2 separate regions of the Homo sapiens genome follow, and region 2 is linked to region 1. Evidence: read pairs that join two places in POLR2A ChIA-PET (ENCODE). Cell type or tissue: OCI-LY7. All regions are shown on one strand. Each heading gives the region's core, and the rest is flanking DNA. Links, peaks and the distances in the headings are about the cores only. Region 1 holds the start of LOC124901573 (a long non-coding RNA gene). Region 2 has its middle 7.2 kb from the start of INTS1.

The links. Peaks named below come from ENCODE experiments on the same cell type or tissue, not always from the same donor. Only the 100,000 strongest peaks of a DNase experiment are listed, where the experiment ranks them.
Region 2: POLR2A ChIA-PET joins it to region 1 with 9 read pairs; 2 of 35 experiments call an interaction of 5 or more read pairs at or near these places.

What each region holds. Positions count from the first base shown.
Region 1 is chr7:1,977,797-1,983,160 of GRCh38, reverse strand. MAD1L1 (mitotic arrest deficient 1 like 1) reads left to right here. Exons shown (of 19, transcript NM_001013836.2): 15 at 2,620-2,708. It overlaps LOC124901573 (a long non-coding RNA gene), which reads right to left and starts at 2,652. Exons shown (of 3, transcript XR_007060190.1): 1 at 2,572-2,652. RefSeq lists enhancers at 2,352-3,003, 2,198-3,397. In OCI-LY7, for the core only: no CTCF peak of the experiment used is centred there; DNase peaks (open chromatin) are centred at 2,340 and 2,760; H3K4me3 peaks cover 719 bases; H3K27ac peaks cover 438 bases.
Region 2 is chr7:1,508,940-1,514,303 of GRCh38, reverse strand. No RefSeq gene overlaps it. Among named protein-coding and RNA genes, the nearest start is that of INTS1, 7.2 kb to the right of the region's middle. RefSeq lists enhancers at 506-595, 636-705 and a silencer at 3,421-3,470. In OCI-LY7, for the core only: no CTCF peak of the experiment used is centred there; DNase peaks (open chromatin) are centred at 1,323, 3,363, 3,713, 4,843 and 1 weaker place; H3K4me3 peaks cover 1,873 bases; H3K27ac peaks cover 4,819 bases.

The DNA of each region.
Region 1 (5,364 bases), core at 306-5,305:
TGTGTGCGCGCGCGCGCGCGCGCGCGCGTCTGTGGGTGTGTGTGCGTGTGTGCACGTGTGTGTGTGTGCATGCACGCGCATACGTGTATCAGTGTCATTGTTAACATGTCACGAGTGAAATTCAACAGCAGGTTGAAATACATCATATGCAGTAAGATTTATTCCAGGACCAGCCTGTCAGCTTGATTTTAGGATATCAATTTATAGAATACCCTCTTCATGGGGGCGTTTGACAAAATCCAACACTCAGCCTTGATTAAAAACTCTTAATAAAATAGGAATATATGGGTAATTTCTCACTGTGATAGAAAATACCTATTTGAAAAAAAAGGTCATGTGCTGTAAATAAGAAAGTATTGGCTTCAGCTCCAGTGAAGCCACAGGCCACCTAAGGATGTCCAGTATCACAACTGTGATTTCGTATTATTCTGGAGATACTAGTCATCCAAAGTAGACAAGGGAAAGAAACCCAAGGTATCAATATTGGGAAGGAGGAGGAAAATTGGAAAATCGTCCCTCTTTGCTGCTGATAAGATTATGTGCCAAGAGAATCAACTGAGAACTGCTGCTGTCGGTCGGAATTTAGTGAAGGGGGCGGGAAACAAAAATTTAAAATCACGTATACAAAGATAAGTTAGAAAGAAGAAGAAAAGGCTGGGCGCGGCGGCTCACGCCTGTAATCCCAGCACTCTGGGAGGCTGAGGCAGGTGGATCACTTGAGGTCAGGAGATCGGGACCAGCCTCACCAACATGGTGAAACCCCGTCTCTACTAAAAATACAAAAATTAGCTGGGCTTGATGGCGTGCACCTGTAATCCCAGCAACTTGGGAGGCTGAGGCAGGAGAATCGCTTGAACCTGGGAGCTGCAGTGAGCTGAGATGACACCACTGCACTCGAGCCTGGGTGACACAGCGAGACTCTGTCTCAGAATATATATGTATATTTATGTATATATTTTTATATTTTATATATATAGTGAAAAAAAGCAAGGTACCAAATGATGTGTAGGACATCTTACCATTTTTGTTAAATAAAATGAAGTGTGGTGGGAGGAAGAACATAGACATGTTGCTGGCATGCGCACCAGCAGCCTCCGGAAGGAACATATGCTCAAACCTCAGAACGTTGGCTGGCTGAGAGTCGGGGGCCTGGGGCGCTGGGGTTGGAAGTTGGGGACAGGCTGCTCAGGGCATGGGCATCCGTGTTTGTTGTCTGAACTGTGGATCTTTCTTTTTAATGGACCCATGATAATTGTATATATTTATGGGGTACATAGTGATGTTTCAGTACATGTAACATATGGTGATTAGATCAGGGTAATTAGCATATCCTGCCCTGTTGCACACTGTGCACCCCCTGCCCCAGTGCCTTTTTTCCCAGGCTCCTGCTGGCCCCCAGCCCAGGGGGTGTTGTCCCCCTCACATCATTCCACCCTGGGTGTCTGGCAGGCTTTGCAGCTTCACTGCTGGGGGCCTCCGGCTGCCGTGGTACCTGCTGGCACCTGTCCTTCCCTCCCTGAGGCCACACTGCCCTTCCTCCTCCCTTCGTGACGGAGTGAGCTGGGCTTTGGAGTGGGTCAGGACTGGTGGGAACAAGGTTCTGACTTGGGCCAGGGGCAGGATTTACCTCCCTAAACCCATCGGATCCTGTCCATGAGACACCCCAGGAGTGGTGAGGGGCGTCTCTGGGTGGGCCTTCCTTAGCACCCCCGGGCCCTGGAGCTGGTGCCTACGTAGCCCCTCAGCCTGCGCCAGCCTGCCTGACCAGGCCCCCGTCTGTGCCCTGCTCTTCCTTGAGCCCGCAGTCCGTTCTGGCTCCTGGCCTCCCCACCGTCTGCTGCCCCTGATGCCTCCCACCCTAGGTGTGTAGGGGCGAGTTAGAATCCACACTCCTGGCCGGGCACACCGGCTCACGCTTGTCATCCCAGCACTTTGGGAGGCGGAGGCGGGTGAATCACCCGAGGTCAGGAGTTCGAGACCAGCCTGGAGAACACAGTGAAACCCCATCTCTACTAAAATACAAAAAATTAACCAGGCGTGGCAGCACGCGCCTGTAGTCCCAGCTACTCAGGAGGCTGAGGCAGAAGAATCACTTGAACCTGCGAGGTGGAGGTTGCAGTGAGCCGAGATTGTGCCACTGCACTCCAGCCTGGGTGACAGAGCGAGACTCCATCTCAGAAAAGAAAAACAGAATCCAGGCTCCCTCCCGGGCGGTGCAGCATCTCACGCTGTTCTGTAGAGGAATTGGAAGTAGCGGAATAAACGACGGCTTGTGGCTGTTAAACCAAACCGACGGCAGCGTTGGAGCGTGCTCTCTCCCCAGCTGCGTGTCCACTCTCCAGAGACTCTCACATGCACCCCACACACCTCACCGTGAGCCTGTGCATCTGTTGCTATTCAGGAGATGGAAGTGACAAAAAAATGAGAGAACTTGAGTTTGCAAAGTTAGAGTGCTGTCTGGCCTGGCAGCTTCAGGCTTCCAGGAGAGAGGTCTCTCCCGCAGCTCCCAGCCCAGGGCGGGGGTGCTGCCAGGGGTGGTCTCAGGGGCCTGGGCTGGGGTTCCCCACACACCTGGGTGCGCTCGTGTCTGCTGACCCTCTATCCTTTGCTTTCTCCTAGCTGGAGATGGAGCTGAAGATGCTGAAGTCTCAGTCCAGCTCTGCCGAACAGAGCTTCCTGTTCTCCAGGGAGGAGGCGGACACGCTCAGGTACGTCCCCCAGAGAGGAGGCGGACACGCCCAGGTGTGTCCCCCAGAGAGGAGGCGGATACGCCCAGGTGTGTCCTGCGGGGGAGGAGGCAGATACGCCCAGGTGTGTCCTGTGGGGGAGGAGGCGGATACGCCCAGGTGTGTCCCACGGAGGAAGAGGCGGACGTGCTCAGGTGTGTCCTGTGGGGTGGGGGGAGGTGGGCACGCTCATGCGTGTCCCCCAGGAAGGAAGTGGACATGCTCAGGCGTGTCCCCCAGCGGGGAGGTGCGCACGCTCAGGTGTGCCCTTTCCAGAGGAGGGGAGTGCGGGAGACACGTCCACCGGCAGCCTCCTGTCCCCCTCTCCAGGCCGTGACCTTCTCTGTGTGCTCCCCCGTGGGTGGCTGGAGTAAAGTCTTGCTCCTCTGCTGCCTTCCTGGAAGGGCTTTTCTTTGTAAGTCCCATCCCATCCACCTAGGTTCCTCTCTGCAGGGACACTCGTCTCTGCTGGTGTGGCCCTTTCTTCAGCAGCACTTCTCCAGCCAGCACTGACAGCAGGGGTCTCTCAGTGTCCCTGACGCTCAGAAGGGAGCAGGTCCTCCATCAGGGGGCGGCGCTGGAGCCGGGTCTGCAGCCGCAGGGGCTGCATGGCAGTGCTGTGCCGAGATGGCTGCACGGGAGTGTGGCTCAGAGCAGAGCCCAGGCAGTGCAGCAGCCAGGCGTGTCCAGCAGCCCTTGGGCTCCGCTTCAGACATGCTGCCAGCTCTCTGCCACTGCACTGTCCTAGGCCACCCTCACCCCAGCTCCTGCTTGCACACGGCGCCCCTAGAGCAGGGTCTGCAGGCCGGGCTGCTTTTCTAGAGCTCTCTGCCTCTCCCCCGCCTTGTGGACCCATCAGGGTCCTCAGGCAAGAGGTTTCCAGGCAGATGCAGGTGGAGCTCCGGGCTCCGCTTTGGTGCCTGTGTTGGCGCTGCCCCATCCAGTGCGGATTGAAAGTGGCTGTGGGGCAACCCGAGTATCCTGCCAGAATCCAATGTGGGAGGCGGTGGCTGTGGGCACAGGGTGGGGTGGCAGGAGGCCCATGGCTTTCCTGCATTGGCCACTCCTCTGCTCTGAGTGTCTGCAGCAGGCCAGGCCCTGGGCATCCAGGGTTTCTCCTGGTCATCAGAGGAACTGAGAACAGGGGACTGAGACAGCTCCAGGGGACATCAAATGGCCCTGCAGTGAGATGGGGGTGGCAGTGGGGAGAGAGCACCCTTCCTAGGCCACACAGCTTTGGTGTGTGGGCCCCTGGACCCCCCGCGGCAGCAGCCTCTGCTTCGTCCGTCACACCCACTCCCTGGGGTTCCAGTTTTCACCTGTGGATGGCCCCTCTTTCTCAGGGTTGCCGAGAGTAAAGCAGGAAAAGGGCTGCCTTTAGTGTGGCCCCGGCCCAGGAAGTGCTCTGCACATGGCAGCTATGATGCCTTCTAGATTCGATGTTCCTCCAGCGTCTCTGAAGCATTCCTCATGCATGGGCTGTGCCTTACACATCGCCCTCTCTGGGATCTGCCGGAGTCTGAGCGGTTTCATTTACATCTGCTCAGCCGTTCAAGTGTTCAGATACTGAGTGTGTGCCGTGGCGTCCTTAGGGCCGAGCATGGAGGCTGATGGAGTGGTGAGTGGGCCCCGACGCGCTCTCCGTCTTCATCTGCGTCTCCATGTCTCGGGGACCTGGGGGCCATTCTTCACCTAGAGGCTCTGTCGTTACAGCCTGTGAGGTGCACGTGGTCCTGTGACAGTGGATGTCTCCCCCTGGAAGTGCGTCTGCGTGTGGTCTTCGGGTTGATGGGGTTGGGGGCTGTGTGTGAGTGTGGGTGTGGGGTGGGGGAAGCTGGAGACCGGGCAGGTGCCATGGTGAGCATGCAGTCTCTTTCCTAGCAGCAGTGGGAGGCACTAGAGGCTTTAAAGTGGAAGAATGTGACTGGAGAAAGCACTGGCTGCCAGGCCTGGGGAGGGGAAGGAGAGTGGCAGAGGGGCCGTCCCCACCACCTGCTCACCAAGCATTGGTGCTGGGAGCCCCTCCGAAGCCGGAGTTGGCTTTTCCTTTGCAGAGATGAGCAAAATATGCCTCCCACACACACCCTGACTTGCAAGAGCAGCCCCACCTGGGGAGAAAGACCCTTGCCACACAGAGCAGCGGGCCTGGAGGCCTCGGAGAGGGGGTAGTGTGTAGTGAGACAGAAGGAATGGCCCAGAAGGGCAGCCCAGGCAGGTCAGGAGCTCACCAAGGCCAAGGCTGGATGACGTGCCAGACAGGCTTCAATGTGTGTCTGCAGTGAGAGGGGGAGCTGGGACCAGCAGCAGAGGCCACACCTTGTCATCATGGAGAAAGGGCCTCTGGAGGCACGCGGGCGCAGGGGGAGAGGCCGTGCACAGCAGCGCATCGGGAAGGTCTGGGCTGGTGTGGCTGGTGCCTGACCCTGCAAGGTCCTGAATGCCACGCGAGGCAGGGTGGTCTCCACCGTTGTCCTCCAGTCCCCAGGAGCCACGTGGGAGGTGGTGGAGTAGGTTCTTAAATCTGGGGAGTTGCAGCTGTGGCTTCCAGCATCTGTGAAGGTTTCAGGAAGGTCAGCGTGTCCCGGCCCGTGGCTGCCCACGCAGGAGCCTGCGTCACGCTGCACGGCTCCCCGCTCTC
Region 2 (5,364 bases), core at 267-5,266, 470 kb after region 1:
AATGGCGTGATTTCAGCTCACTGCAACCTCCACCCTCTGGGTTCAAGCAATTCCCCTGCCTCCGCCTCCGGCCTCCGGCGTAGCTAGGACTACAGGTGCGCGCCACCACGCCTAGCTTATTTTTTAATTTTATTTTGTATTTTAGTAGAGACGAGGTTTCACCATGTTGGCTAGGATGGTCTTGATCTCCTGACCTCATGATCCCAGGGCGGCTTTCTAGGCCGCGTTTTCCTGGATGTCTGGGATGTCAGGGGTGAGGAACGGAAGGACTCAGGTCTCTCGGGGTCAGAGGCCACGGGCCCCCTCCCTGCGCCACAGTCTTCCTGCTCCCGCCTCCCGCTCCCCGTGATGGGGACTCATTTCCTCGTGAGCCGGCCGTTCTATTTTCAGACAATTGTTGGAAAGCACTTCCTAGTCTCCAGCCAGAAGCTGCTCCCCCACTCAACTCCCCCGGAGCTTCTGCTTGCTGGCGGGGGTCTGCATGTTAGGAGGCTCGCTGCCCGGTGGGTTCTTGAATATCAGCCCCAAAAGGGCTGCTTCAGGCCCGGGCCACAAGGGCACCAGTCTGGCTGGGCACCAGCCCACGAGGGGCCACCTGCGACCTCCTGAGCTGCCAGGGGGTCCTGCTGCAGGGCACCTTCTTGGCAGAATCCAGCGCAAAACCTCCATATAAGATTGTTGTTTAGCAGAGAACAAAACCTCCACTGGTGCGTTGATGGGCTCCGAGCTGCCCCACGGGCATCGACGCCCTCATAACTGCTGACTCACGGCTTTGACACTCGTCACCGCGCTGAGGAGCTTCCAGTGTGCATGAGGCAGTTTCTAAATTTAGTGGGCAGGGTGGTTGGGAGACGGCCAGCCCCCTAGGCACCCTGTGGCCACTTGTCATTCAGAGGAACGCGGAATCTCTCAATCCCTGGCCCTGAGCGCCCACTTCCAGTGACCGTGGCAGCCGCCTGCCCAGCCGTGCGCCCGGGTCCTGGACCAGGGTCAGGGCCGCTTCTCACTGAGGCCCCTCAGCAGCCCAGGAGAGCGGGACGTCTGCCGCACCCATTTTCCAGGTGGGGGAACTGAGGCCCAGAGAGGAAACCTGCCCAACACCGCACAGCCAGTGAGCCGGCCAGCAGAACTCAACACCACATACATCTCCCCGGGCCTTTTGTGCCACATGGCCTGAGGCCCTGGAGGCCAGACCCCATCCTGGGTGTGGGGCAGAGCCGTTCCCCATAGTTCTCTAAATTTCCTCACTTGCAAAATGTAAAAAAAAAAAAAAAAAAAGGTGCCTACAGCGGATACTGTGGGCGTGTGGCTTCCCCGTGCAGGTGGCGCACGGGCCCAGCAGCTGCAGCCCGCGATGGTGAACAGCCGCTGGCTGCCTCTTCTCCACAGAACAGCCTGGGCTGGGGGGCACCACCCTGCCAGTGCCTGATGCATGCTCCCAGGGCAGCCCCCAGCCTCAGGCAGGAGAGAGTTCCTGGTCAGGTGGAGGCTTCAACAGAAGTACCCCTTAGCCTGGCTTCTTCCTGCCCCAGCCCTCCCTCCTCCCCAGTTTCCCTGTAAAGAATGAGGCCAGGCGTGGTGGCTCACGCCTGTAATCTCAGCACTTTGGGAGGCCGAGGCTGGTGAATCACTTGAGGCCAGGAGTTTGAGACCAGCCTGGCCAATATGGTGAAACCCCACCTCTACTAAAATCACAAAAATTAGCCGGGCGTGGTGGTGCGCGCCTGTAGTCCCAGCTACTCGGGAGGTTGAGGTGGGAGAATCGTTTAAACCCAGGAGGCAGAGGTTGCGGTGAGCCGAGATTGCACCACTGCACTCCAGCCTGGGCGACAGGGTGAGACCCTGTCTCAAAAAAACAGAAATGGCACTTGGGCTGGGTGCGGTGGCTCACTCCTGTAATCCCAGCACTTTGGGAGGCCAAGGCAGGTGGATCGCTTAAGCCCAGGAGTTCAAGACCAGCCTGGGCAACATAGTGAGACGTTGACTCTACCAAAAAATACAAAGATTAGCCAGGCATGGTGGTACACGCCTGTAGTTCTAGTGGCTCAGGAGGTGGGGGTGGGAGGATCACGTGAGCCCAGGAGGTCAAGGCTGCAGTGAGCTGTGATCATCCCACTGCACTCCAGCCTGGGCAACAGAGTCAGAGCCTGTCTCTAAATTTAAAAAAAGAGAATCAGGACCGCCATGTCACGGAGACCAAAGGCACAAAGCACTGGTGCTCTGTGTGGCCACAGGACCGGGCACTCCGGGGGGAGCCACTGAGGTCCTCAGAGCGGCGCCTGTTTCAGGGAAGCGCCTGGCGCTGGAGCGAGTGGAGAGGCGTGTGGACGGCGGGGAAGTGGAGTTGTGGAGACAAAGCTTGGGGCTCTGGGACTCAAAGTGGGGAGGCCGGGGGCTTGGACCCGGGAAGGAAACTGAGGCAGAGAGGGGCATGTTTGTGTTATAGGAGACCCTGGAGCTGGCCTGAGGGGCCCTGGGAGGGAGCCCACAAAGAAGGGGCCGTGAGTGCACAATCTGGGGAAGGGGCAATGGAAGCCGGAGGTTTGAGGGGTGGGCCCAGAGGACAGGCGGGCAGACCCAGCAGGGGTGGTTTTCACTGCGGGAGGAGAGAAGTGGGGAGGGCCTGAGATCCGAAGCAGGTCACAGGAGACATGTTGGGGGTATGGGCCTCCCAGAGTCCTTCCCCTTCCTCACGGCTCCCGATTCTCTTTGTTGGTTCACCTCTCTCCTGTGCAGCCTGGGGGTGGAACCGGGACTGGCCCCCGCTCTTTGAAGCCAAAGGGTCTGAGCTCTTCCCCGGTAGACCAGGTACCCTGAGTCACGGCACAGTGGTCAGCGAGGTCCAAGCTCTCCCCAGTAGACCAGCCGTCCTGAGTTTCAATGTGGTGCCCAGCGAGGTCTGAGCTCTCCCCGAGGAAACCAGCCATCCTGAGTCTCAGTGCGGTGGCCAGTGAAGGCTGAGCTCTCACCAGGTTGGCCAGCTGTCCCGAGTCTCAGTGTAGTGGCCAGTGGCCTGACCGGTCCTTGGGATACCTGGAATTCTGGACGTGGGTCTGTCTTTGGGGCTGCACCCTATGGGAGCCCCATACAAGGTTGGGGTTCCAGCCAGGGGGTGGTAGAGAAAGTGGGCGCCCAGGTTCCTAGCAGGGGCTAGCCTGGGGGTGGATGGGGAAGGAAGGCTTCAGGGAGGTTCAGGGAGGAGCCGGGGCTGGGCCCCCAGGATGGGGGTCACTTGAGAAGAGCCGCAGGTTCCCCACAAGGGCCCCTGTGTGTAACGGGAAGGCCAGGCCTGGTCTGCGCTGGGTACGCTTGGTCCAGGAAGGGAGGCTGGAGCCCCCGGTCTAGGCCCAGGCTGCACAGAGAGCGGCAGCTGCTTCCTGGCACGAGGCAGTTAAACCACACGCAGCTGCAGGCTGCCCACCGCACCCGTCTCCCCTCGGGCCCGACCCGGGCCTCTGCTCCCCCTGCCCCCACCCTGCCAGCCGCCCCCAGCCCCTGGTGCTGGTGGGTCTTGGGGGGCCGCAGTGGTGCCCTGGAGCCCAAACCTGCCACACTGATCAGGTCACGAGGTTGGGTCCTGCTAGGACAGGGTCACCTTTGGTACTCACTGCACTCTGGGGTCACAGCAAAGAGGACCCCGGGATGGTGGGAGTCAGAGGCTTGGGCTTGCCTGCCCGACGGCGTCCCTCCAGGCTGAGGCCCAGCTCTCCTAACAGCCTAGGCTTTTAGCACTGGCTTCCTCCCCCCAGAGAATTCACAGTTATCACTTACCTGTCCACGGGCTCTCACTGAACATGGCGAGCCACCCTGGACCCAGCAGGGGACTGGGCAGATCAGGCTCTGCTGGTGGCTCTGTCAGGCAGGAAGGCAGGGAAAAGACCAGCCAGGGGTGGGCGTGCACCTGTGGTCCCAGCTACTTGGGAGGCTGAGGCAGGAGGATCGCTTGAGCCCAGGAATTTGAGGCTGCAGTAAACCATGATCACACCACTGCATTCCAGCTGGGTAACAGAGCAAGACCCCGTTTCTAAAACATTTTTTTAAAAGACATGAAGGAAGGGCCAGGCGCGGTGGCTCATGCCTATAATCCCAGCACTTTGGGAGGTCGAGGTGGGTGGATCACCGGAGGTCAAGAGTTCAAGACCAGCCTGGCCAACATGGCAAAACCCCATCTCTACTAAAAATATAAAAATTAGCTGGATGTGGCTGAACGTGGTGGCTCACGCCTGTAATCCCAGCACTTTGGGAGGCCGAGGCAGGCAGATCACCTGAGGTCAGGGGTTTGAGACCAGCCTGGCCAGCATGGTGAAACCCCATGTCTACTAAAAATACAAAAATTAGCTGGGCATGGTGGCAGGCGCCTGCAATCCCAGCTCCTGATGGGGGCTGAGGCAGAATTGCTTGAACCCAGGAGGTGGAGGTTGCAATGGGCAGAGATCACACCACTGCACTCCAGCCTGGGCGACAGAGCAAGACTCTCAGAAAAAAAAAAAAAAAAGCCAGGCGTGGTGGCAGGTGCCTGTAATCCCAGCTACTTGGGAGGCTGAGGCAGGAGAATCGCTTGAACCCCAGAGGCGGAGGTTGCAGTGGTCTGAGATTGAACCACTGCACTCCAGCCTGGGTGGCAGAGTGAGACTCCGTCTCAAAAAAAAAAAAAAAAAAAAAAGACATGAAGGTGACATCCAGGTGCAGGGGACTGGGGCATCAGTGACTGACCAGAGAAGGAGGCCACTTGAGCAAAGACCAGAATGGGGTGGACAGGGAGTCCCAGGACCAGCTGGGGGGTTTCTGGGCACAGGAAACAGCGCATGGAAAGGCAGGCACCTTCCGGAAACAGTGAGAAGGCTGAGGTGCGGGGTGGGGCGGCATCGGGGGAGGTGAGACGGAGATGTAGACCCTGCAGGACCCGGCAGTCCTCGGCGTGGGGCTGGGACGGGGCGAACAGTGGCCCCATAGCCCACGTCCACCGGAGCCACAGGATGGGAGCTTATTTGCAAACAAGGTCTTTGCAGATATAAACTTATTTTTTTATTTTATTTTTTTTGAGATGGAGTCTTGCTCTGTCGCCTAGGCTGGAGTGCAATGGTGCGATCTTGGCTCGCTGCAGCCTCCATCTCTCAGGTTCAAGTGATTCTCGTGCCTCAGCCTCCGGAGTAGCTGGGACTACAGGCACCTGCCACCACGCCCGGCTATTTTTTTGTATTTTTAGTAGAGATGGGGTTTCACTGTGTTATCCAGGATGGTCTCGATCTCCTGACCTCGTGATCCGCCCGCCTCAGCCTCCCAAAGTGCTGGGATTACAGGTGTGAGCCACTGCGCCCGGCCTTGGATAATTTTTTTCTATTTTTAGTAAAGGCAAGGTTTCGC